Regions from separate parts of the Mus musculus genome. Here regions 2 and 3 are each linked to region 1. A link is a loop called in an ENCODE intact Hi-C map of the cell type or tissue named here. Cell type or tissue: heart. All regions are shown on one strand.

The links. Hi-C counts contacts between places; a loop is a spot of excess contacts. Peaks named below come from ENCODE experiments on the same cell type or tissue, not always from the same donor. Only the 100,000 strongest peaks of a DNase experiment are listed, where the experiment ranks them.
Region 2: it touches region 1 in a loop (4-fold over the local background); 2 of 42 quality-filtered maps call a loop at or near these places.
Region 3: it touches region 1 in a loop (3-fold over the local background); 7 of 42 quality-filtered maps call a loop at or near these places.

Annotation. Positions count from the first base shown.
Region 1 is chr19:36,344,582-36,352,581 of GRCm38, forward strand. It overlaps a transcript of Pcgf5 not described here. Among named protein-coding and RNA genes, the nearest start is that of Pcgf5, 61 kb to the right of the region's middle. In heart, a CTCF peak has its summit at 4,460; DNase peaks (open chromatin) are centred at 3,780, 4,380 and 4,860; H3K4me3 peaks cover 2,404 bases; H3K27ac peaks cover 1,940 bases; H3K27me3 peaks cover 496 bases.
Region 2 is chr19:36,435,496-36,443,495 of GRCm38, forward strand. Pcgf5 (polycomb group ring finger 5) reads left to right here. Exons shown (of 10, transcript NM_001368691.1): 4 at 1,660-1,715; 5 at 1,808-1,867; 6 at 4,504-4,652; 7 at 7,349-7,447. Among named protein-coding and RNA genes, the nearest start is that of Pcgf5, 30 kb to the left of the region's middle. In heart, a CTCF peak has its summit at 4,831 (motif pointing left); no DNase peak of the experiment used is centred here.
Region 3 is chr19:36,260,453-36,268,452 of GRCm38, forward strand. Gm32027 (a long non-coding RNA gene) reads right to left here and starts at 3,741. Exons shown (of 3, transcript XR_386674.3): 1 at 3,566-3,741. In heart, CTCF peaks have their summits at 2,473 (motif pointing left) and 4,391; DNase peaks (open chromatin) are centred at 3,639 and 4,169; H3K27ac peaks cover 2,362 bases.

The sequences.
Region 1 (8,000 bases):
TATAAGGTAGATTTTAGAGATCAAGTATTGAATTATAAATTTGGCTTGAAGTAAGACAGAAAAGTGGAACAATTACTGACTTTATAAGATAAAGGAAAAACATGTCTTTTTAAGAACTGACAGGATAATATAGCCCATGTCCTCCTGGAATTTCATAGTATGCCATTGTAGTCAGGAAATAGACAGGAATTGGAACTAGAAAGACAACTAAGATTTTCTTTCTCTTTTCCTTTTTTGGGGTTCAGGGGCAGGGGGTACATTGAGACAAGGTCTCACTACATAGCTCTAGCTGCACCGTAACTCACCGTGTAGACCAGGCTTTTCTTGAACTCACAGCAACCCACCTGCCTCTCTCTCCCTTCCAAGTGCTAGAATTAAAAGTGTGCACGCCACCAAGCCTGACTGAGACCTTCTTTAAACAGCAAACTAGTGCCGTGCCATGTCCCCACTGATGGCATCAAATGCATACGATGCACTAGAACTGCCCATATCATATCAAACATTCCCAATGAGGGCTTTAAAAGCTTGAGAGACTCGTTCCAGCTCTGGTATCTTCTAGCATGGGAAGGAAGCATGACGATACGCACCCATATCTGTTGAATCCTATCTCACCCACCCCATTTCCACTGCCAGGATGCATGGAGTTGTCTGTTTGCACAGCTGAAAAGAAGAATATTCTCATAGAACTCTGAACTTTAAAAGTTAGGAAGAAATATTTGCTGTTTAAGCTCCTTGCTCTCTGGCTGTCTATGTTGTCAAAACTGACTATAAAGTTTTTTATATATACTAATTTCCACAAAAGCCACTGGAGTAGATGATATTATTTTCCCTGATGTGTTGAAGAAGAAACGGTATGTGAGTTCAAGGTCACATGGCACAACATTTATCAGAGACGGTATCTGAATATGAGTAGACTTCAATGGCCATGTTCAATCACCTTGGTGTTCAAGTACCCGAACCTTACAGCCATGGATCTCTTATTTTAAAACCTTTTGGGCTAGACAGTGTTAGCACTCCTCTGTGGCTGTAAAACGCGATGGTTCGAATAATCCGAACTATACACGTATTTAGGATTTAATGTAGGTTTCTGAACAGTGTTTCTTTTGGGGGACTATGATGGAACATTCTCTAATTTGTTAGCCTTCCTTCATGTTTCAGCCAAGTTGGACCATATTATTTCCTGTTCCACCAAAAATGCTCCTCCTTGATCAATTTCGGGCCTTTCAAATCTTATTCCCCCTTCACAAATGTGATGAGATGCTACCTCCTCCAGTTGAGGACTTAAAATGACGTCCTGGACTGTTGGGATTTGGGGTTTGAGGAGGCGTTTCTGATAATGAGAAATTATAGGATAAGAAAGTGAGGAGGGAAACCTAACTCGAAGAGTAAGCAGGTGTCGTCAAGTGACCTGCATAAGCAGAGGCTCCTTTGAGGACAGACAATAGGCAAGCCACTAAATTCTATCCAGCGGTGCTCAACCAATGAGTGTATGCTGAAGACTGAAGATAACATAAGATAGCTGTCTAGCATTGTGTGTGAAAGGGCCACAGCACAGTGGCATCTAAATCTGAAGGCCTTAACGGGAAAGGTGGGCATGGCTCTTCATACCAGTGCCCGCAGCTGGCACAGGGATGGTGTGACCAGAACCTAGAGAGGGAGAATCGAAGGAGAGAGGAAGGAAGGAAGCACAAACAGAAAGGTGAGAAAGGACAGCTAAGGAAGGATGCCATGTAGGAAAGGAGAAGGCTAGGAGAAAGAAGTCACTATACAAAGGGAGGACAAGGTGCCGGAGAGGGGGTGGGCGACTGAACAGGGTGTTCACTCACACTGAATAAACCGACCTGGAGGATGAGTCCCAGAGGCAATCAGATGCTGCACCCAAGCCTGGGACATCTGTCACCTATCACGACGCTCTGGGCTGCATTCTCCTTTCCCTAACACCGGTCGTGCCATGCGTTAGCCAGTAGTTACAAGTGCACTGGCTTCTCATGCTTCTTCCACGTGCTGCTGACTGGGAGGCTGAGAAAGGAAGGAGAGGAGGAAGGACCCTTTGCTTTGAAGGGGTCTCCAGGAGAAGCTCCACTCTGTGATATCTGCCCCACTGCTCTGGGTGCTTCCTTCCTACTGGCCCCTGCTCGCCCTCCCCCCACCCCCAAGCTGGAGCCTTGGGGAGGGGTTGCTTTTATTGACAGCTAATCTCAGGATGGCCTTACCCTCCCTTAGTTGCAACTGAAGTTCCTTCCATGTATTTGTAGCTTATGTGAACTATCTGAGACAGAAACAGTTCATTGGATGCTTCTCCAGAGTCCAGATGTCTTCCCAATGGGACTATATGCAGCATATCTAGACAAAGAAATCCAGCCATTCCAGCAGTCACGACGGACCAGGGTCCATCTCATGACAGATCAGAAGTAGTGTTTGATCAGCCCAGATGAATCCACCTATGCTATCAGGACTAGATGGCTCTTAGTATCCCTAATCATCTGTAAAATGACTGAGTTTGTGCCTGTTGCTTTATGACTGTCTTTATTCACTTTGCAGCAGAGCTCAGTCACATACCACCTAGGGCTGATTACCCATTTTGAGTCCAGAGGCACACAGTTAGATGTAGGGAGTGAATACAGAGACAGGAAACACGGAGGACACACTTGGGTGTCAAAAGCGGTTGCTTTCGACAAGATGGGGAGTCTGTGTTCTCAGTTCTTCGAAGATTCAAAGTTCCCTGGGCCCAGACACTCAGACAACACAGGATAATTTTCAGTTTCATTTCTCCCAGGCTGCTGGAGCCCTGTTGAAACTTGGTCACTTTCCTCAAGACATTGAATAGAATGAGGGAGGAAGGTATCTTGGGGATAGAGACTGATCCCCAAATCAGACTGATGTCAGTAAGGGAATCCAGAAGACTACACACTGCTGTGGTAGGAGGAAGCTGAGATCGGGAGCACGTGAACAGGTAGAGGGAAGCCCAGTGCTCTCTGGCAGAGAACAGAACAGGATTCAGGCAATGAAAATCTGCCAACGCATTGAGGCATGGTATTTAGCCTCAGGTTCTGAGGTGACAGTTGGGCAGTAGAAAGAAGGCTGAAGATGTGCAAGTTCGCCTGTGAAGGAAGCCGAGACCATGGGAAGTCTCAGAAGATGCTCAGCACCAGGGCGAAGAGGTCACTTCTGGGAGGGACAACTTTTTGAATGTCATGTGGAAGCAAGGAGATTAAAAGCAGGGAAGCGGGAGGCAGAGAAGTACTGTGAGCTCCTACGGATCAGCTTCGACAAGAAGCCTCGACTTGACCAAAGACTTATTAATATTTGAGCTGCTTTTCTATCTGCTCAAGGCAAGCTTCCTGGTGGGGTTGGGGTGGAGGGGATGCAGGGTGGGTATCTAATCAACCCCTGGAGCATAGGCAGTTTCCAAGCCAGAGAAGTTTCAAGTTTCTCCTTGCCAAGGTCGCACCACTACAGGTGGGCTGCTCCAAGCTCCAGGAGCCTGCTTCGCTCCACGCCCACCCTGCCGGTCACCCCTGCTGTTCCCCTTCAAGCCCAGGCACCGCGGTGGGCTGTGACCCGCAGGCGCTCCAGGAGCTACGCAGCAGCGGCGGCGGCTGCTCCAGAAGGCCTGGCGGGCGGCGGCGAGAGGCTGTGCCCCAGTTTGTGTCCAATCAGGGAGTGCGGGCTGTGCCCCGAGCCGGGCAGCAATGCGTAAACAAACCCTCTGGCAACTCCTCCGCCCCCTTGGCGCGCTCGCCCCGCGCCCATCGCCGTCGCCTCCGCCGCCACCGTCACGGTCACCGCGGGCTCCGCTGCCGTCGTCCTTTTCCCCGCCCTCCCGCGGCCGGGCCACCCGGACCCCCCGCCCGCGCGGCTCGCGCCTCGCCACCGGGTCCTGCTCCGCCCCGCCCGCGCGGGCTGCTCACCTACCGCCCCACGCGCGCGCGCTCGTGCACCACGCGCCCCGTGCGGCCCGCCCGGAACGTGGCCTCCCGAGAGCTAGGTAAGAGCGATGCTCGGGGACCCCGGAGGCTTCCCGGCTTTGCGAAGTTTTTTTCCCCCTTTTTTAAAGCGTGGCCGATCTTCCGCTGGGCCCGGGGCGTGATCCCCGCGGGCGCCGTGAGAGCTCGGCAGGCAGTAGGGGTCGCGCGCAGCCGGGGGTCCCAAGTTGCCCACGCCGGGGCACGGGTGCTGGCGGCGCGGCTGGGCCGGGCGGGCTACGGGAGGGTCCCCGGGAACTTTCTCCTCCCCCGAGGCACGCTTGCCAGCGCGGCTCGCGGCCCCGGCCCCGCGGCGAAGGCTCCCGGGCTGGAGAGAGACAGGGCACGGTGTTTGAAGAAGCTGACGCAGTTGGTGACGCTCGCGGCTTCCTGAAGGGGACCGGCCAGGATCGAGCGCCTTTGCGAGGGGACGCGCGGGGCGGGCGCTCGGGGCCTTTACCCCCCTCTCCTGGAAGCTGCGTGGGGAGCCCCTCGGGCTCCGGGAGTGAGCACCTCTGCCGGGCGGCCCTGGCAGCGCGCGCCCCGCTTCCGTTTGGATCGGCTGGGGCTATTATATAAGATGCCACGGAGAGCAGAGGGGCGATCGGGAGCGCGGCGGCGAGGACGGTGGGGACCCACCTGTGCGCCACCGCACGCCTCGGGGGTCGCGTCGGAGCCAACCTTGCTCTCCGCGCCCCTGCCTGCCCCGGGACGCTCGCTCCCTGCCACCTAGCCCGGCTCTCCGCGTCTCTCGCTGCAGGCGTCTGTACTTTGAAACATTTGTTTAATATTAAGGAAGCTGCGTGTGCGGCCGTCATAGTACGCCGGGAACGTGTGGCCGGGAGCTCCGGAGCGGTGAATGAATCATCGCCCCGGTGGACCGCGCTCCGATGATTCACGCGGGCTCCACACGCGCGCGCGTACTCGCTGTGGGCCGCCCTTCTGCGAGGGCTGACGCCCGGAGGGGCGGGGGGAGTTCATGCGAGAGGGCGGCGGGTTTTTTTTTTTTTTTTTTTTTTTTTTTTTTTTTTAATTTAAACCTGCCACAGTAACTTTCGGGGTGTAGGGCTAACCCACCTTCCCCAGTCTTGCTTCTCGTTTTCTGGAAGGGTAATGAGATTCCACCTGGCTGGGTTAATGAAGCAGAGGAGGCGCTGATTCGCTGCAGGGCCCGGTCCAGTCCCATTCAGAATTTGAATGGTGTCAAGTGAGGGAGGTCTGCAGCATGGTTGGAATTCGAGTAATTGTGTCTACTTCAGCAGTTGCCAAGTAATTAGCAGAATCCTTAAAAGTGAGTCGATCTTAAACAACTGGTCCCTCAAGTAGATGATATAAAGATTAGCTTTATTTTTTTAAGTTTTAAAAGGCCATCTCGTTTTTCATTCATGAATACAGAATGTTTCCTACTGTCATTATTCCTGAACACCAACTTGACGTTCCCATCCCACCCCACACTTGAAGGACTACAGAGCAAATTTTCTTGTCATCTGGGGCTCACCTCCAGTGTCAGGCCCCCACAAATACTCTTGATCACCATACTTCTTAGTTCTTGGTCCTCCTAAACTACTTCATACCCCTCCTATTTTCTTAATAGCTCCTAATCGCTAAAAAAAAAATACTTTGTAGCAGCATTATTTAAGTCTGCTCTCCCCCTACAAGAATGTAAATTTCACAGAGGAGAAAGTGGAAGACTTTACCTGTTTGTTCATGTATACACTCGAGTCAACAGAAGCCTCATATACATTCGGGGCACCCTATGTTTGTTGACATGCCGAATGAATACATTTCTCTCCCTCATTCTTGGCAGGACGATCTTCAACAGTTGCAATGCCTTGCCTTTGGTGGGCAAGTTGCCAGTAGGGTACAGTTCTCACTTTCTCTTTACCGGTGTGATTTTCTCGAGATCGATCCGTTTCCTCCGCTGTGCAGTTAAGGGCACACAGTGACAGACCTTTAAGCATCCTGTTGTAAGATGCTTACTATGAAGACGGATATGAAGCTTTGGCACCACGTTTATTACTGAGTAAATAAAAATAGAGCTACTAGTTTAAAAATGGAAAAACTGCTAAAGCGAAATCAGCGTAGTCAAGTTGTCCCAGGCCTGAATGTTTCCGTTCGTTTGGAACACTGGTGTTTCTTCATTCCTCTTTCCTCCTACCTGTAAACCAAACTCATTCTTAGTGGTGGTGAAAACTGTCACAGTAATATAATATAGTATTAATTTAAACAAACTCAAAGCGTTCTTTCTCTGTCAGGGGCCCTAACTCTAATGTGTTGTTGATTTTGGACACAGAATAGTAGCTAAAAGGTGTTGTCTAAAATTATCCTTTAATTGACTCGATTGAATATCACAAGGATTAGAGCTACAAGTCAATATGGGAGGACGGTTTGGATGTAGTACTTAATACTCAGATGACTACCTTGATAAAGTATGTTATTATAAAGAATAAACTGCAGAGCGTGTTACTCAGCCTCAGTTTCGTAGCAGTACAGTCAGCTCTCAGTGTTTCCACGGTCCACTGCTGAATAGGAGTGGCCGCCCTGCCTCATCCTCGCAACTAGTCATTTCTGGAAGTGTAACTTCAAGACCGAGTTCAGAGAACACAGCATTTTAGAGCTAGCTACAAGAGATCTTGAAGTTGCAGGCTACATCCTTTCAGAACCGTCTCTGAAATGACTTAGGTAGTAAAGGGATTTGCTCAAGATTCAGAGCTGGGACTAGAACCTAGAATCTGGAGTTTGTGTTGTTGTGGAAGCCCCAGCGTTAGTCCAAGTACCAACAGGTGGGGAGGAATTGCTCCTCCGACTAACAGATTGTCTGCCTCTTGCTTGTGAACACTTTACAGGGAGTAAAATCATACCTCACTTGGATTTGTATCTTCCCATGTCTCCCATCTGAGGGATTCAACAAATACTTGCTGAATCTGGTTGGACAAATGGCTTTTCAGTGGATAACATACTTAAGAAGTGAAAACTAGGAAAGGAGTTTTTCTGGCAAATAAGAATAGGCCTTCGCAGTTTTATGGTGATGATGCTACCAATTTTAATGTCTCTAAGTTTTAATGAAAGTGACATGGAACTTTTCATGTGCGCTCTGTCTTGGTTAGCATAGTGGTATCTGGAGACATAAGTTTGTTCACGTAGTGGGTCTTACATTTGTAACAATAGTCAGTAGAAAAGAAAGCCTGAATTTCAGTTCTGTGTCTAGCAGGAAGCCCTCTCTATAATGAGGTACTTGACTTTGGGAGAAGTTCTCTCATTTTGTGTGTGTGTGTGTGTGTGTGTGTGTGTGTACACGTGCGTGCACATAGTGGTGGCAGCATTGGTGCTGTGTACACTGAAGGATTGTGTGAGCATGGTCTACTGTAGAAGGACCTGGTATAGAAAGGGCTCTTAATGAGTTATATCTGAAAGTTGGGTGTGTTTGTGCATACATCTGTAATCCCAGTACTTGTGAAGTTGAGGCAGGAGGATCAGGAGTTCAAGGTCATCCTGGGCTACGTAATGAGTTCAAGGCCAGCTTTTACTAAATGACACCTGGTCTCAAAAGAAAACAAACCAACAATAAAATAAATACTAACTGTTCTACATTCCACACGTATGCATCCGTGGGGCTGACACGGAGGGATTAAATGACCCCTGTGGCCCCTGAGGTCTGGCCCAACTCTTTGGTTTTAGGAACAGGCTACATTTGTGCTGTTCTGAATTTTTAATTTTTAATTAAAGTGATACCTATATTCCTACATCCTGTGAACTGAAAAAAAAAAAAGCTTAGTTTCTAGGCCTCCTAAGTATTTGTTTTAATAAACATTGATAAATTAACTACATTTTTATTCTATACACTATGTAGATTAACTTAAACATTCTCTTAGTTTACTATATGAAAGGCAGTATGAGAAGTGTATGGGATAATCAGAGACTAGGAGAACCTTACAAAGTTACTTAGAGAAAGTATGATGGATAACCAAAGGCTGTGTTACATGGAGCTGTTAAAGAATCGTAAGAAAATACATGGCGATTTTAGAAAAGAAAAAC
Region 2 (8,000 bases), 91 kb after region 1:
CCCAACAATACACTCCATTGTATTACTATATGCAGACTACACACAGCTGGTCTGAAGCTACGGAAAGACACGTATTAGATATATAGTCCTACACAGGGAAGTTTCTGTGAAGAGCTTGACCATCCAGATTTGATATCTGTGAGGAGACCTGGGGCCTGCTCCCCAACACTGGGGTCTGAATTTAGTTGGATAAAAAAATACTTAGGCACATAGACAGGGCAAAAAATTAAAATGAGGGAAGGGAATTTCCGGGCATTAGTGTTACACCATGCTGTCAGATTGTTGCTAAACTATCCTGGTCCTAGGGACTAATTAATAGGGAGTTTAGGAAGGTAAAAGCAATAACAGTATAGAACAAACATAACAAACTATGCTTTTCAAAAAAATTCAGGTTGAAAAAAGATTAGGAAACAAAGTGTCTATATATATCCATATGTGTGTCAGGTATGTGCAGAATCCAGAGAAAGGCATTAGATCTGGAGCCAAAGCTATAGGCAGTTGTGAGCCATCCACTTGTGTGTTGGGAACTGATCTCGAGTCTGCTGCAAGAGCAGCAAGTATTCTTAACTGCTGAGCCGTCTTTCCACCTCCAGAAATAGCTTTCCAAGACACTTAAGGAAAGATCTTGCCCCTTTAGATGTTTGATGTCAGCGAAGAATGTTGTTAGCAGGACCAAGCTGAAGCAAGAGCGGGTGTTGTAGAAAAGCAAAGGAATGGGCTGAGGAAACACAGCCAGGAACAGAAGATAAGAATGCTGAGATGAGTGCACGTTTGTCTATGGATCTAGAATGGTCACACTGCCTGAATTCCTCAGAGAAGGAAATGGGGAGCATTTGATTTTAGAAAAGATGATAAATTCTTGTCGGGATTTGAAGAGTGAGAATGTTAGCTGTTGCTGCATGACAAAGCACACCTAAATTAATGCTTCCTGGCAGGCAGGTATCCCTCGCTCTTCACCTTTGGAGTGGGTTAATGAGCAGTCTGCCCGCAGTTAGCTCTGCTCACTCCTGCAACTTGAATTGCCTGCGGTGTCCGCCATGTGTTGGGATGGACTGGCCCTGGAGTGATGTAGGCCCTCCTGCTGCTCTCCATGGAGCACAGAAGGAAGTGCAGTGCCCCCTAAGGCTAGGTCCAAGCTCAGTATCATTTGTCCAACACTCTTTTTGGTCTAAGCAGTTTTCCAGGGTAGTTCTTATTCTTGGAATTGGGAGTTCTCCCAGATCTGGGATCTACTTTTTAAACAAGGGAAGGATGGCAAAGGCGCAGAGTGTACATCTACAGAAGGCTGGGAACTTTGGGACTATTTTTTCGCATTAGAATACCACCAGAGGCCGGGCTGTCGTGACGCACGCCTTTAATCCCAGCACTTGGGAGGCAGAGGCAGGCGGATTTCTGAGTTCAAGGCCAGCCTGGTCTACAAAGAGAGTTCCAGGACAGTCAGGACTATACAGAGAAACCCTGTCTCAGGGAAAAAAAAAAAGAATACCACCAGAGGAAGGCTTGTTGAAGTAAGTGTGCTTTGTTGGCAGGCAACAGTAGTGTAGTGAATACACTCAAATCGTCTGCCTGTGTTTCCTAATATGTGTAAGAAATCACAAACTGTTTGCATATTGGGTTTTGATATCATCATTGTTTATCCCCACTGCCTACCCTCTGCAGGCTGGATAACACGTTGGAGGAAATTATCTTTAAATTAGTGCCTGGACTACGAGAACGTGAGTTCCCTGGGTTCTACAGACTAGGGTTTTGTATTTCCATTAAAGAGTTCATGTTCCTATGGTTTTCATATTTTTTTCCTTCAAATTAGAAGAACTTCAGCGTGAGTTGGAATTTTGGAAGAAAAACAAACCTCAAGAAAATGGGCAAGGTAACTGTCTGACGGCTTCTCTCGTGTTCTGCTTTCTGTTATGTTGGTAGAGTAATGTCTTTCCACACTCAACGTTTTCCTGTGCAAGACTCATGCAGCCCTGCATGAGAGTTTATCTGAATCTATGCAGAACTGCATGACTCCTCTTGAAGGTAATTGGAAAGAGGACATTGGACTTTGGGGAGAAAAGGAAGGAGAAAACGGGATAGAAATACTAGCCATAGTTTCAAGACAGGAAAAGGTCTGAGGTAAGAAACAGGCTTCGTGTGCACCTCGATCCTGAGAGCATCTCAGTCTTACCTCACTTTACGCCACTTTAATAGGGACAAAGGTGGAGTGTGGCTGAGAACCAGGTCAGGATTTGTTGTGCTCTGACGCTCTGAAGGGAACACAGGTGGGAACAGTGGTTCAGGCTTAGGTCTTAGGTCTGTCAGCAAGTGTCTCTGTGTACTCATCAAGATGTTCCTGTCACCAGACTCAGTGTCCAAGTTTCTACTTGGAGACCCAGGTAATAATAATTTCAGCAGGGCTGGGAGGGAGATGGATGGACAGAGAGAGGGGGAAGAGGAGGAGGAGGAGAGAGAGCGAGAGAGCTGGAATGCATATTGGGTGAAATGCTTGCCTCAAAAGCACGAGGACCTGAGTTTAATCCCCAGAAGTCATGTACAAAGAGGCGTGGGCCAGCAAGATGCTCAGTGGGTACAAGTGTTTTGCACAGACTCTTTGGTCCCTCAGTCCCTGAAGATGACAAAAGAAAACTGACTTCAGAGATTTGTCTCTGACATCCACATGTGTATCTGCACACACGGTTTTTATGTAAGCACTGGGAAGGCAGAGAGAGGCCGGTCTCTGGGGTTTGCTGGTCAGCCAGCCCAGCCTAATAGTTGAGTTCCAGGCCAGTGAGAAACCCCACCTCAAAAATACAGGGTCAATAGCATTGAGGAAGAACATCCAAGATTGACTGACTCCTGGCCTCCATGAACACATGCACATCCATGCACACATTTACACACAGTAACAACAACAATTTCAGCAGAGTGGAACGTATTACTGGCCAGAGTATGTGTATGCATGTACATACAGAGTGGCTGTTATGTTAGCCACAAAAAGGATATCTAGCTATAAAGTAATATCATTCTTCATGTTTTTACACACAGACTTCATTCAGGATTCTAAAATCAAAGTGGCCTCTGTGCATATGTGAATTTAGTCTCTCAGTTCACATAGGAGTTTTTATGAGTTATAAAGTCTCATAAAATCAGTGCCATTTAAGATGGATACGGAATGGCTTCAATAGTTAGACTTAACTTGAAGAGGGGAAGGCTTTTCATTGATCTAGGTGTTTGGTTCATAAAAGACAGTATCTGTACATGGGTTCTATGTAAATGAGGATACATGAATTACCTAGCTGTGTATTTCATTTATCCCTCACCCTGCACTTGCCCTTTTATCTTTTCCTGGGCTCTAGCACCATAATGATGAGAATGGTAACTCTTTGTATTTGTGACAAGAAGCAGCCAGGAGGAGATGGAAAGGGAAGGAGAAAGGAAGTTGATTACTCTGTGACTGACAGTTCAGGGATGCTGTTATGACAGGGAAGGCATGGGAGCAAGAGCAGGAGGCTCCTGGTCACTTTGAATCCATTGTCACAAAGAAGAGACCAGGAAGTGGAGCTGGGGAGTAAAACCTCCAGACCCACTCCCAGTGACCCACTTCCTCCAGCGAGGCTCCACCTCGTAAAGGCTTCGTAACCTCCCAGACAGCACCGCCATTCAAGCACATGAGCCTATGGCGGGGGGTATCTCCTGTTCGGTCTTCATGCCTTTAATCGTGTTATTGTTACCTCAGACTAAGCACACTGCACGTCTAACGCGTTGTCCAAGCTATTCCATATACGTCAGTCGATACAGTTGTATTCATGTAACAGTATAAGTAAATGTTGTTATAGGAAATATATTCAAATTTTCTTAATGGAATTTTTAACATGTTAAGTGGCTATAAAGCGTGTTTTTACAATTATTTTTTCTGTAGTTGGTTTTATAAATAATTTCAAGTTTTGAGAACTTTTAGGATACCAACTTAGTTTTAATTTGAACACATCTTTTATTGAATTAGGAAGAATTTTGTATCCTATTTGCCTTCTAAAGTGTCTTAACCACTAATTGCACTTTTTTGTGTCCAAATATAGCTAATCTAGAATATTTCTTAATCCCGAATCTTACTCTGTATGTTACAAAGGTGAGAAGAAGGCTCTTTCTTTTCCCACATTTACACTAAACCCATGTACAGATACTGTCTTTTATAAACCAGACATGAAGCTCAGTGAAACTCACCCCAAATTAAAGACCAAATCCAATAATATTTTAAAAGGATAAAATAGGAAAAGTAAGATAAAATTCATAAACCAGGATATACAAAAAGTCTAGAAATATTACGCTGTTTTAAGTTTCTGATGGCCTCTGATGGATATTCTTTCCATTGTTGACTTTGTTGAAGGGTTTCAGAAAGTATTGATATTTTCAGTCAGTCTTCAGAGAGGTTATGAAATATTTTAGGTTGGTCATTGCTTTGGTGAGTGCCATATTATTGCTTGACTTTAAACTTTGAGTTACATGAGTCTTGCTTCAATTATACAGATGATATTTCGAAGGTTGACAAGTCTAAAGCAGATGAGGAAGGTGATGAAAACCAAGATGATAAGGACTATCATAGAAGTGACCCGCAAATTGCTATCTGTCTGGACTGTTTACGAAATAATGGGCAGTCAGGGGACAACGTAGTGAAGGTGAGTGGGCAGAATTCATTTCTTTTACCTTTGTTGTTGTTGTTGTTGTTAATGTAATGCAGTTGAATACCATTCTCTGAAATTCCAAATCTGGGAATAGCCAGTGTTGCTTTCCTGGTAGCTTGTCCTCCCAGCCCAGTTCTCCCAGACCAGTGCCACCATCTAGTGGCTAATTTTTATAATGCAGCAGCCAAAACTCAGACCGATGATTTAAGCTGTGTCTCCAACCATTTTATTATCTTTAAACTTATTATTTTTAGAGGTTAATTTTATTTTATATGTGTAGGTGGTTTACCTGCATGTATGTCTGTGTGTCATGCGTATGCGTGATGATGACAGTGGAAGCCAGCAGAGGGTGTGGGAACCCCTAGAAGGAAGCACAGGTGGCTGTGAGCTGCCCTGTGGGTGTCCGCTGGGAATTGAACCTGAGTCTCTGGAAGAGGGCTGGGGCTTTCACTGCTGAGGCGTCTCTCCAGGCCTAACCTCAATCATGTTGTGTAGTCTTCTGCTTTTAGTTAAAACTCTATAAGCCTCATGTCATGGCTAATATATTTTATTAAGAGAAGAGTAGGTTTTGAAGTAAAGCTGTGTTATCAAGTGTCTATGAGTGGATAAACTCCTTAGAGACTTCTATTATTGTCTACATAATCCTTGTTCTTCATCCTGTCTCCTAAACATTGCTCTGACTCTTAGATCTGAAAGCTCACTGCTGCCTCCGTGGTTTATTTTCCTTGGGGTTTGAATATCTAGCGTGTCCTGGTTTCTTAGTTGGCAGCAGCTTTCATATAAATATTTACTACTTTAGTTCTTAAGTAGTCTTTTGTCACTTTGTCCAAGCACTTATTAGTCATTGAGGGCATTGATTTTCTCTGTACTTTGTTTTATGCACAAGTTCATATTTATTTTTTGTTTCTAATTTTCTTCATCTATGCTAATCTATAGCTCTTTTGGGTTGAATTTCTTTGCTATTATATTACTAATAATGGTACTTTATATTGGGAAATTAAAAACAAATAATTTTAACTTAGATTTTCATTTAATCAGCATCTTTCAGCAATGAATATATTTGACTATAGTAAGCAAATGAATTCATTATGTGGTAGTTAATATAACTAGTAAGAAAAAGATCTGTCACTTGCAACACATGAGTAGTTGCTAGATGGGTTGTCGGAACAGGAATATGAAGTAACTGCTAACTGCTCGTGTGTAAAGGATTTCTTTGGAGGAAAAGAAAATTTTGGAATTAGATATTGTAATTGTTGAACAACTTTATAAAAACTACTAAATTGTTCATTTTAGACAGTGACTTTATGGTGTTGTATTTCAATTTAAGAAGTTAAAATCATGCTTGCAATTCCTCTGATTGGTAGAGATTAAAGCATAATACTAAACACAAAACTGAAGAATCATTGAGTTGTATCTATGCAGTATATCTTCTGATATGCAGATATACCAGAAATACTGATCCTTTCCAGATAGCTGAGCAAGGAGGGTTAGGCACAGATTCCCCGGCAGTCTCTTGTGAGCCCCTGGTGTGTATCACAGTGCTTCCATTTTCCATATGTCAGGAAAGAAAGAATGAGAAGCTCTGCTCCTACTTCCTCTCCACCATCCTGTCTTCTGCCCCCGACCGTCGTTGCCCTCTTTGTAGCTGGCTCTACAGTAGTTCTCAGGTGCACACAGCCAGGAAGCAGTGCAAGTTTCATTTGGTTCCATTATAAAATATTCCTGGAGAAAGTGCTCATTGTTTCTAAGTATTTACAAATCAACTTTTACATAATACAGATTGGAATTGTGTTAGATTTGTGTCAGTCTATTGAATTATGAATTCTAGAAACACTCTTTTGTCATGTCCTAAAAATGTTCCCTTAACTATTTTGACAACTCTGAATTATTAATAACTTGTGGGAGGCAGTACAGGTCACCTGGGGTGGGGGGCTTTGTTCAAGCTTAAAGAGTGAATCAGAAGCACTCTTCATGTAAAACAAGAGACACATCAAGGCATACAGAACTTAGTGATGTACAGTAATGTTCGGTAGCCTGTCCCTGGGGAGTGTTTTTCCTCAACCCAGAGCCCACACTGTATAGCTTGCAGGTACTAAGGCGGCTGTGGATGGAGCAGATGCAGTATCCAGAACTCTCCCAAGGCTAATGTCAAACTACTTCTGTCTCTGAAGTTATTTTTAGGTTCTCCATTATACTTAACAAGTGCCTCCTGCTTTCAGAAGTAACATCATTTAACAAAATATTTTGTGTCCTTTTACTTAAACTCTGCTTTCTTTATAGAAAAAAAAACATGTTAGAGAAAGACAGATTGCGTACTTGACAGGGTTTTGCTAATTCACACGCTAGAATGATATTCTTGAAGAATGTCATGTAAATAACAGGCTATAATTAGGAACATTTTGCTTAGGAGAATTGAACATTTTTGCTTTGCATTTAGAAAATACTCAATAGATAGTGAAAAGCATGCCTTTGGCTGTGGTTTAGTTTAGATGGTTGGGTTGGGTTTGGCTTAGTTGGTTTGGGGTGGTCTAATGAGACCGTCTCACTTTGCAACCCACGCAGAATCAAACTCAGATCCTGCCTCCTCCTTCTGAATGCTGGGATCACAAGAATATGCCTCCATACCAGAAGGGTTGAAGGTTTTAGCAAAAACAAGTGAAAGTCTTTAATTTGTCATTTGTTTCCTTTAGGGTCTCATGAAGAAATTTATTCGCTGTTCTACACGAGTTACTGTAGGAACTATTAAAAAGTTTCTAAGTTTAAAACTAAAACTTCCAAGTTCTTATGAGGTACGTAAAATCATATCTAATTGTGAATTTGATGATTCTGATCTATAGCAAAATTCTAGCAAAGGAAGTAAAGTAAGAATATATTCAAACTAATTTTTATAGAAAATGTTTATTTTCATGTTTAAAAATTAATTTTTGGAATGTAAAATTTATGTAACATTTTATAACAAGGTATCCCAAGTAAATCACATTGATGCCTTTGTAACTAAAGGATTTATTTAATTTTTTTTGTTGTTGGTTTTGGTTTTGGTTTTTCGAGACAGGGTTTCTCTGTGTAGCCCTGGCTGTCCTGGAACTCACTTTGTAGACCAGGCTGGCCGCGAACTCAGAAATCCACCTGCCTCTGCCTCCTGAGTGCTGGGATTAAAGGCGTGCGCCACCACACCCGGCATGGGTCTACAGTTTTTAAACAATTTTAGTTACAGGACTGGAGATCGGCTCATTGGTTAACAGCTCTAGCTGCTTTTCCAGGTGACCGGGGTTCAATTCCCAACACCCACATGGGAGCTCACAACTGACTAATTCAGCTCCAAGCAATTTGGCACCTTCACAC
Region 3 (8,000 bases), 84 kb before region 1:
CAAACCTTTATATAACTAACATTCTTAGCAACTCCCCTCTATAAAACATTCAGAGGAACACACTGTTCTTCAAAAGATTGGTTTCAGATTTACCTTTCTTTTCTCTTCCCTTTCTTTCCCCAAACCCTGAGCTAGATCTGCCTGCAATTATAAATGGAGGTCAACCAGGTCCTAAGGTCTGGGAGAAAAGAAACAGAAGCATGTTGTTGCAAGGTGTCGATAGCGAGCATGAAATGGTTCAGAATGTGGTAATCAAAGGAAAGTCCTACAAACCCTAATTCAATTACTGCCAGCAACTAGACTTATAGCTAATAAGCAACAAAGAAGCTAATATAAGATCATAAAATTCAGTTGCCTCTCAAACTATAACCAAGAAACTATTTTATATAATTTCCTAAGACACTGAAAACAATTTGCAGAGATCTCAGGCAGTAATTTACAGGGCACAGGAAGGAGTGGAGGGAATGCAGTCTGTGAACTGACTGAAGTACAAAGTAGATACTAGAATGGGCTATAAAGAATTAAGGGGTTGTAAAAAGCAAGAGAAGATGAGATTGAAGGTCAAAAATAAGAGTCAGCAGGAGAGAGATCTGAAGGGTGTAAGGGGGGTGTGGCGATGAGCACTGTGAAATGTTGTGCTTTATACATGGACCTTGCATTGTCCATACAAGACCGGCACAAGACGGAGCCCATCAGTCCAACACATATAGGGCAGGGGATCATGGAAGAGTATCAGATTAGGACCCCCAAGACCAAATTCTCAGCACAAAGGAGATTTATTTGCCCCAGGGGGACAGAGGGCAGGGAATAAGAGACCAAGACATGAGACAGAGAATGAGGGAGAAGGGGAAGAGAACAAGAGGGAGGGAGGAGGGGCATTTGTCCTAGAGGACAAAGGACTACTGCCTCTAGATAGAGAGGAGACAGACATGACACAAGGGAAAATGACAGTTTATAAAGGTACAAGGGGAAACCCTGAGTAAAGATGATGTGCCTGTTAATTAGGTGAGACAAAGGGGGCTTTGATTGCTGCACTCCAATACTTTGATAGCTGGACCTTGATCGATCGTCAGCCTCACGAGGAGGAAGGGACTAGACCTTGGTGGCTAGTTTTAGGAATTTAATCAAAAGGTTTTTAGCGAGGTAGATGGAATGGGAGAGAAGGGTAAGGCCTGCCAGAGCCGTGCTCACCATGCCTAAGCAGGCGAGTCCCTTCAATCTTGAGTTTCTATCCTTAAGAAGCTTTGGAAGTCAATGTCCTCTGAATGTGGTTGTATGTTTTCTTCAGGGATGTAACTACTGGTACATTGCCCATAATCAAGTAAATGACCCCAAATCCATACACATGTGTTGTGTGACAGACTTTTGCTGGGGGGCTGAAGCTCACACTTATCTGCTCACCTGAGCTAGGAAGTCCACAAAAGACCAAAGTATGACTACCACGGAAGTCCAGCTTGGCGAACAATGAGTTTCATTGGGATTAATTACAGGGATATGGGTAAGGGGTTACTTACAGGAGCAGAAATGACTCAACGACAGCTGCATCACCAAGGCCCAGCTAGGAGCTCAGAGCACAACACATGGCCATGGCGTGCAGGCAACTACAGTCTGGAGAATGTTCTTTCCAAGTGGATGAATTGATCTACATATCTTCTGGGCAACTCAGCTGGTCTGAGTCTTCTTTGAAGTTTGGCTTCTTTAAGAATATTTCTCAGGAGTCTTTAGTGTTTACTCACAGAGTAGAGGGGCCTAGTGAATCTCGTCAGTTTCAGGGACTTCCTGAAGCTATTTTGAGTTGTTTACTTTCTGTCCTCAGGAACTTCCCTGGAGAATGGAATGTTTCAATCTAGGACGAAACTACTACACAGCAGTCAACCAGAAAAGAGTGGGGCAGACTCATTACCTAGCAATGGTCAGGACTGGGAAAAATAAGAAAGACACAGGACACAATACAGCCTCTAAGCACATGTCCTCAAGTGATCCACTTTTTCCATGTAGGTCCTTCTCCTAATGTTTTGAGAGCTTCCCAAAATAGCCTGGGAAAAAGCCTATGGGCCTGTGGAAGAGATTTCATACCCAGACCACAGTCTTTCATATATGTTGCTTATTAAGAACATGTTGGGGCTGAGAGTGTAACTTAGTGGCAGATCTCCCCTCTAGTGTGCATGAGGCCCTGGCAATCCACAGAAAGGAAAAGGAACATTTGTGTGGAGGTACCGAAAATAGTGAGCAAGTGGAAGGGTTGTTTGTTGTTGGATAGGAAATTCTCAGGTCATAAAATTGTCAATTTTTACAGAGTGGATTTATAATTTTGAAATACCTTCCAATAAAATTACCAAATGGAGACTGGAGAAATGGCTCAGTGGTTTAAGAGCATGTATTTCTCTTCCAGAGGACCTGGATTGAATCCTACAACCCACATGGCAACTCACAACCATCTAATTCCAAGGGATCTGATGCCCTCCTCTGTCCTCTGTGGGTACAAGGCTCTCACAGGGCACACAGACAAACATGCACATAATAGCTGCACACATAAAATTAAATTTTTAAATTACCAATAGAAACTACTTGAAGTTAAAACAAGCTAAGTCATATGTTTTTATGTGAAAAAAACAAAAACCTCGACTTGCTAAAAACACTCTAAAATTTAAAATGGATGGGTAAACATTAACGCACATTATAAAACCACACTAATTTAAGCAATGTGGTAATAAGTCAATTAAACAAATGTATTTCTAATTGAAATACAGTACACACTCAAATACATTTAGACAGTCATAAATTGACATTTTAATTCATTGGGGAAAATATTATTTATTTAATACATGCTGTTCAAACAAAGGAATGACCTGAGTCTGAGAGAGAAAGTTGAATCAAGTAACTCAGACCCTACAAAATTAGTTGAAGATAAATCAAAGCTATGAATGACAAAATGAATTCATAAAAGCATTGGAAAACTAGACCTTCCTTTGTAACTACGTTGTAAAGCTCAACACATGAAATACTAGGTTAAAAATTAACTCTAAGATGTGGTGGGTTCTTTTGCATGCATATCAAAGAATGCAAGAATAAACCATCATGCAAATAAGTGGAAGAAAAAAATAATACTTAGACAAAGGCATAGTCCTAGCTTGATATCAGTAAGCACAAATTTACAGAGGCTGGCAAGAGAAAAAAATGGGAAAGTTTTATTTTTCAGACATCTATCTTTAAATCTAGTAAAACAGATGGTTTTCTTTCATTTTCCAGTATATCTCTCCAGCACCTTAATATCACAGTTGCTTCCTCTTCTTGAGACTTCCCTGATCTTCCCAGGTGATACTTCTCCCACATCCCCCATGTTTATTCTTTTAGTCCTCTTCAGACGCCCAGCACTTCATTTAAGTCTTTTAGTTATCTCCAGACACCAGGCACTTTATTTAAGTTTTATGACCACTGGTCTCCCTTTAAGGACAAGCCGAGAGTTGATCAGTAAATAGAAGTCATCTCTCTGGCTCTCCAAGGAGACCATCCATGCAGTTTGGACCAGGTTTATTTTAAAACCTATCCAGGTTCTTTCTCTTACCTGGTCTGCTCTCTATTGGCTGTATCACAAGTGCCTGGCACACGTCCCAGTACAACTCTTTGGTACATTTTGATAACGGATCTCCTCAGTCTTTCATGTTGAATCCATACACACAGGTCATCCCTCACTAAGGGAGGTTTAGAGCTAGCTGCCTTCACCATGAGTAGCAGGCCTCCTCTACCCTCCCCTGAATAGCCCAGGAACACAATGCAAATGTTCCAATGAAGTGGCTCACTGTTCTCGGATATTTGCTGAAAACTGTGTTAACATGTCATTCTTGTGGTTTGTTCTAGACTGAGGCGTTGCTAACCCCTTGGAGTTTACAAGACCCCCATTAAGACTTCCATACTTGTAAGAATTTGTGCTGAACCAAAGTCAGCTAGGTTTATATTTGACATTTCCTATAATGACTAGAAGAGGGAAAGGAAGGGAAAGGATGTTATTCTAGTTGAATGCCTATCCATTGAGAACACAAGAACCATTTTGGGTTTTGCCAAAATTAGCATTGCTGGATAAATCGGGAACCTTATATCCTCCTTGTTGCCAGGAGAGCATGCCAGCTAATTTTAGCCCATGGTGTAAATATAACCTGCACTGATATGCACTGACCTTTAACATCTACAAGGGTCAATGACAGCCTGTACCAGCCAGAGAAATGCCTATGATGGCCCAGTCGTGACCCAACTTTCTGAGCTGGATCCCACTTCTCCAGACATATTGATTTTTCTTCTTGGAAATGACCTTGGAGATCTCTTGGCTTGGTACCCAGTTCAGGGATTGGTCTCTGCTACTTCTTGGAGCCTAAAATTGCCCCAGCCACGTGAGCAACATTGGAAAGCCCTAGAGGCAGACATTCAGTCATTTTCTCTCAGCAGTGTAACCCTGAGGCAGAAAAAGATTAGAGAATCAAGTTTTAAAAGGAAATATTGAGTATAGTATATTTTCTCTCTCTCTTAAAAAAAAATGTCCTCTGACTCAACTTCTGGAACAACATCTCTACCAGTGAACACAGTGTAATTGCTTACTAATATAATTGCCAGAACAGTCTACTGCAAAGCTCATACCACCAGCCTTCTGAAACCCAGGCACTTTATGCCAGGGCCACAATGATACCCCCAGGGCATGAAGACCCCTTTCAAGACTAAAGTACAGATGGGAACCCCCATCTCCTGCCAGTGTGCTGGCTTTGAGTTGGGCATATGGGAATTCTCTTGGAATATTTCAGAGTTTTCTTCTGTAAATGAAAAGTTCACAGTCCCTGTCTCTAGAGTGGCTCAGGAGATTAAATGAGCTAAAACACCCAAGCCTGTTAAGGTTTCCTAGAATGTCAAATGCTTAATAAATGTTGGTTATGGTTTTGTTCTGGTTGTATGGATTGAAATGGCACTTCCTCATTTATTATTAGTTAGGTAACCTTGGGCAAGAGGATGTAAGCCTGGATTTCCTCATCCACAGAATGGGAAACAGAAAGCTTACCTCACAGAGCTGTTGCTTGAATCAAATGAACTAAAGGCTACAAGCACTCCCATGATGCCTCAGCTCCTCTGGCTATCTCTCCGCATGCTGAAGAGTCTCCTCACTTAGCAATCTGACAGACCCACTAGACCCCACTAACAATGATTTCAGAGTTCTGAATGTGGCCACCAGGGAACAGACAATGTGTTAATTTTCAATATTTTCCTTGATGACTATTGAGAGAAATAATGACAAAGGCGGGACAATTGTAAAGTATGTGAAAATAACCACAAAACAATAAACCATAAAGCATCAACGGAGAAGAAAATTGTTCCCCCTCACTTTGCCTCGTGGTTTCTGAACTTCGTTTTGTGAGGGTGTTATTGTTTTTGTTGTTGTTTTGTTTTGTTTCAGTGGAGGGGTTGTTCTGATTGTTCACACCTCACATTAGCCCACAAGAATAAGAGTACTGTATACATTTTTCGAGTCATGCTGCTATTCAAGCTCAGAGATCCTTGACAGACACAAGAGATAAAAGTCACCGGCAAAGTGACAGGTTACTGCTCTGCTGGGGCGCATAGAAATGGGAGCATAGCTCCCTCTGATTTCCTCTGTTTGAGCGCTTGAGCGAGTGTTTTTTATTTCTTCTTAGCATCCAGCTAATCCTGTTCTGTTTTTTGCTTAAACCAATATTAAAGTTAGTTTGCATTTCCTGAGGCGACCAAGAAATTGGAGTGAGATAACGGGAGACAGGACTAACTTCTACATCACATCCTAGGAACAGGGATTTTGGGGTAGGAATTGCAAAGTAAGTCGGCTAAAGGCAGGATCAGGAGGATACAGGGTCAGGAAACGGTCTTTATTTTCTTTCAAAGGGGGCCATTTCTTTTAGGTAAACCATTGCTGCCATTAAAAGGAAAAACAAAAGTTCTCCCACGAGTTTCCCCAACTCTAATGACAGTTGTTAGTTACATGCAGGCCTCCGAGCCCTCTCTCACTCTCCTCTTCCTTTCCTGCCTCTCAGGGGAACTGCGGTCCAACTGCTCTTATGTAATAACGGGCTGTGGTGAGCAGGGCGAGACTGCACCTTTGTGCGGCAGCCCCCAACCCCGCCCCCATGAATAGACCTTTATAGATCTAGTGAAGGAGTACGAGCCCAGAAATCCCATTGACTGAGATTAGAACTCTTCTACAGTGGACAAGCTTCCTGCCCTGCCACTTTTCAGGCATGCACAAAAGCAGGCTCCTGTTGAAGCCTCACAGCTATGCTGTGAAGTAGGTGCTATTGTCGGTCTTGCTTTATGGAGGAGAGTCAAAGCTAGCGAATAAGTCAGAAGCCATGCCTTGCTCTAGGAAGGCGTATAAAACGCTCAGCGGCGAGGGAAGCTTTGCGCATGGCTTGAATGGCTCTCTACTAGGGGAGGACAGCGTTCAGAAAGGCATGCGTGGAATTGTGGCACACAGATACGCCAGAGACTGCCCAAGCCCTTGTTACTAGTGGAGTAGAGACAGAAGATGTATCTAGCTTCCTTGTACTGCTTCTGCTCTTGGCCTGTCTGTCTGCCTTTCTTTTCCCGCTCACTACTGATGACAACTTTTTCTTTTACATTGCAAGTTATCCTTCATAAAAGTGATAAGACTTCTTTCTCACTCCTGGTAGCAGCCTTGCTCCTCTGCATCATACCCACAACCACACACATGCTCACACACACACACACACACACACACACAAAACCTCTCAACACTCAAACTCTGGACACACCATTTATCGGTTATTTGTTTGCTTGTTCTTGTTGTTGTCATTGTTGCTGAGGTTGGTTGGCCAAGGTCACCAAACCTAACAAGCTGGAAGAAGCCAATCTGCAGAAGATCTAAAGGCAAACAAAATGGAACAGAAGACAGCCCAGGCTGTATCTACTCTAAGAAGAAGGTTGGTAAGTTGTTGATCCTTAGGCGGCTGGGGCTCTGAACCCTGTCTTAATGGCTGGATGCTCACAAGTTCAACTGTGTGAGCTTCTCAGGATCCTTATCGGCTATTTAAATCCATTACAGAGGACAAATTCACTGGCATTTGCAATCAAGAGAATCCAAGGAACGCTAATTTAAAATACTTAACTTACCACATAAAGTGGAGGAAGAGAATCCAACATGGATATCTGCTTTGCTTTCCAAAGATGACTCTACACTTATCCATCCAACGGGCCTTTACTGAGTGTCTAATCTCTAGGCAAACTGCTACAGTAAGGGCTTGTAATCCTAAAATTGGAATGCAGTCCCTCCCTGAAGTAACTTCCACTCTAGAAATAGAAAACAAAAGCAATGTGGGGGGGGGGGGGGAGCAATAAAATGTTAAGTGTTTTGGATGAAGGGCGTTGTCTTCGCTTTCCTTTGCTATGACAGAATTCTCTGACCAAGACAACCTGCAAAGAGAGTGTTTCTTTGGTTTACAAGGCAAGTCAAAGTCTGTCACTAAAGGAAGCCAGGGGAGAGACCACCGAGCCTGGAGGAACAGGGCTTGCTGGTTTGTTCCCCTCAGCTTACTCAGCTTGCTTTCTTAAATCATCCATAGCTACCTTCCCAGGGGTGACACCCTGCATAATGGGCTGGATCCTCCCAGTAAATCATTCATCAAGAAGATGCTCCACAGACTTGCCTACAGGCCATCCAATGGAGATCTGCCAAATAAGGTTCTCTCCTCCCAGGTGACTATAATGTGTGTCACACACAATGAACAAACAAACAAATGGCAACAAAAACCCCAAACCCCCTGGCACAGGCATAGTGAACTATAGGAATAGGAAGAAAGTAGCCAGGTCTTCCTGGAAAGTTAAGGAAAGGCTTCAGACAAGACCACGTGTTGCAGACAGTTGACAAGTAAATGTTGGGCACGTCTTTGGTACTCAGTGTGGTCCGTGTAACAGTCCTGGTATCAACTATGTGACATGTGCAATTGACTAGCCTAGCATGCCAGTTTTCATTG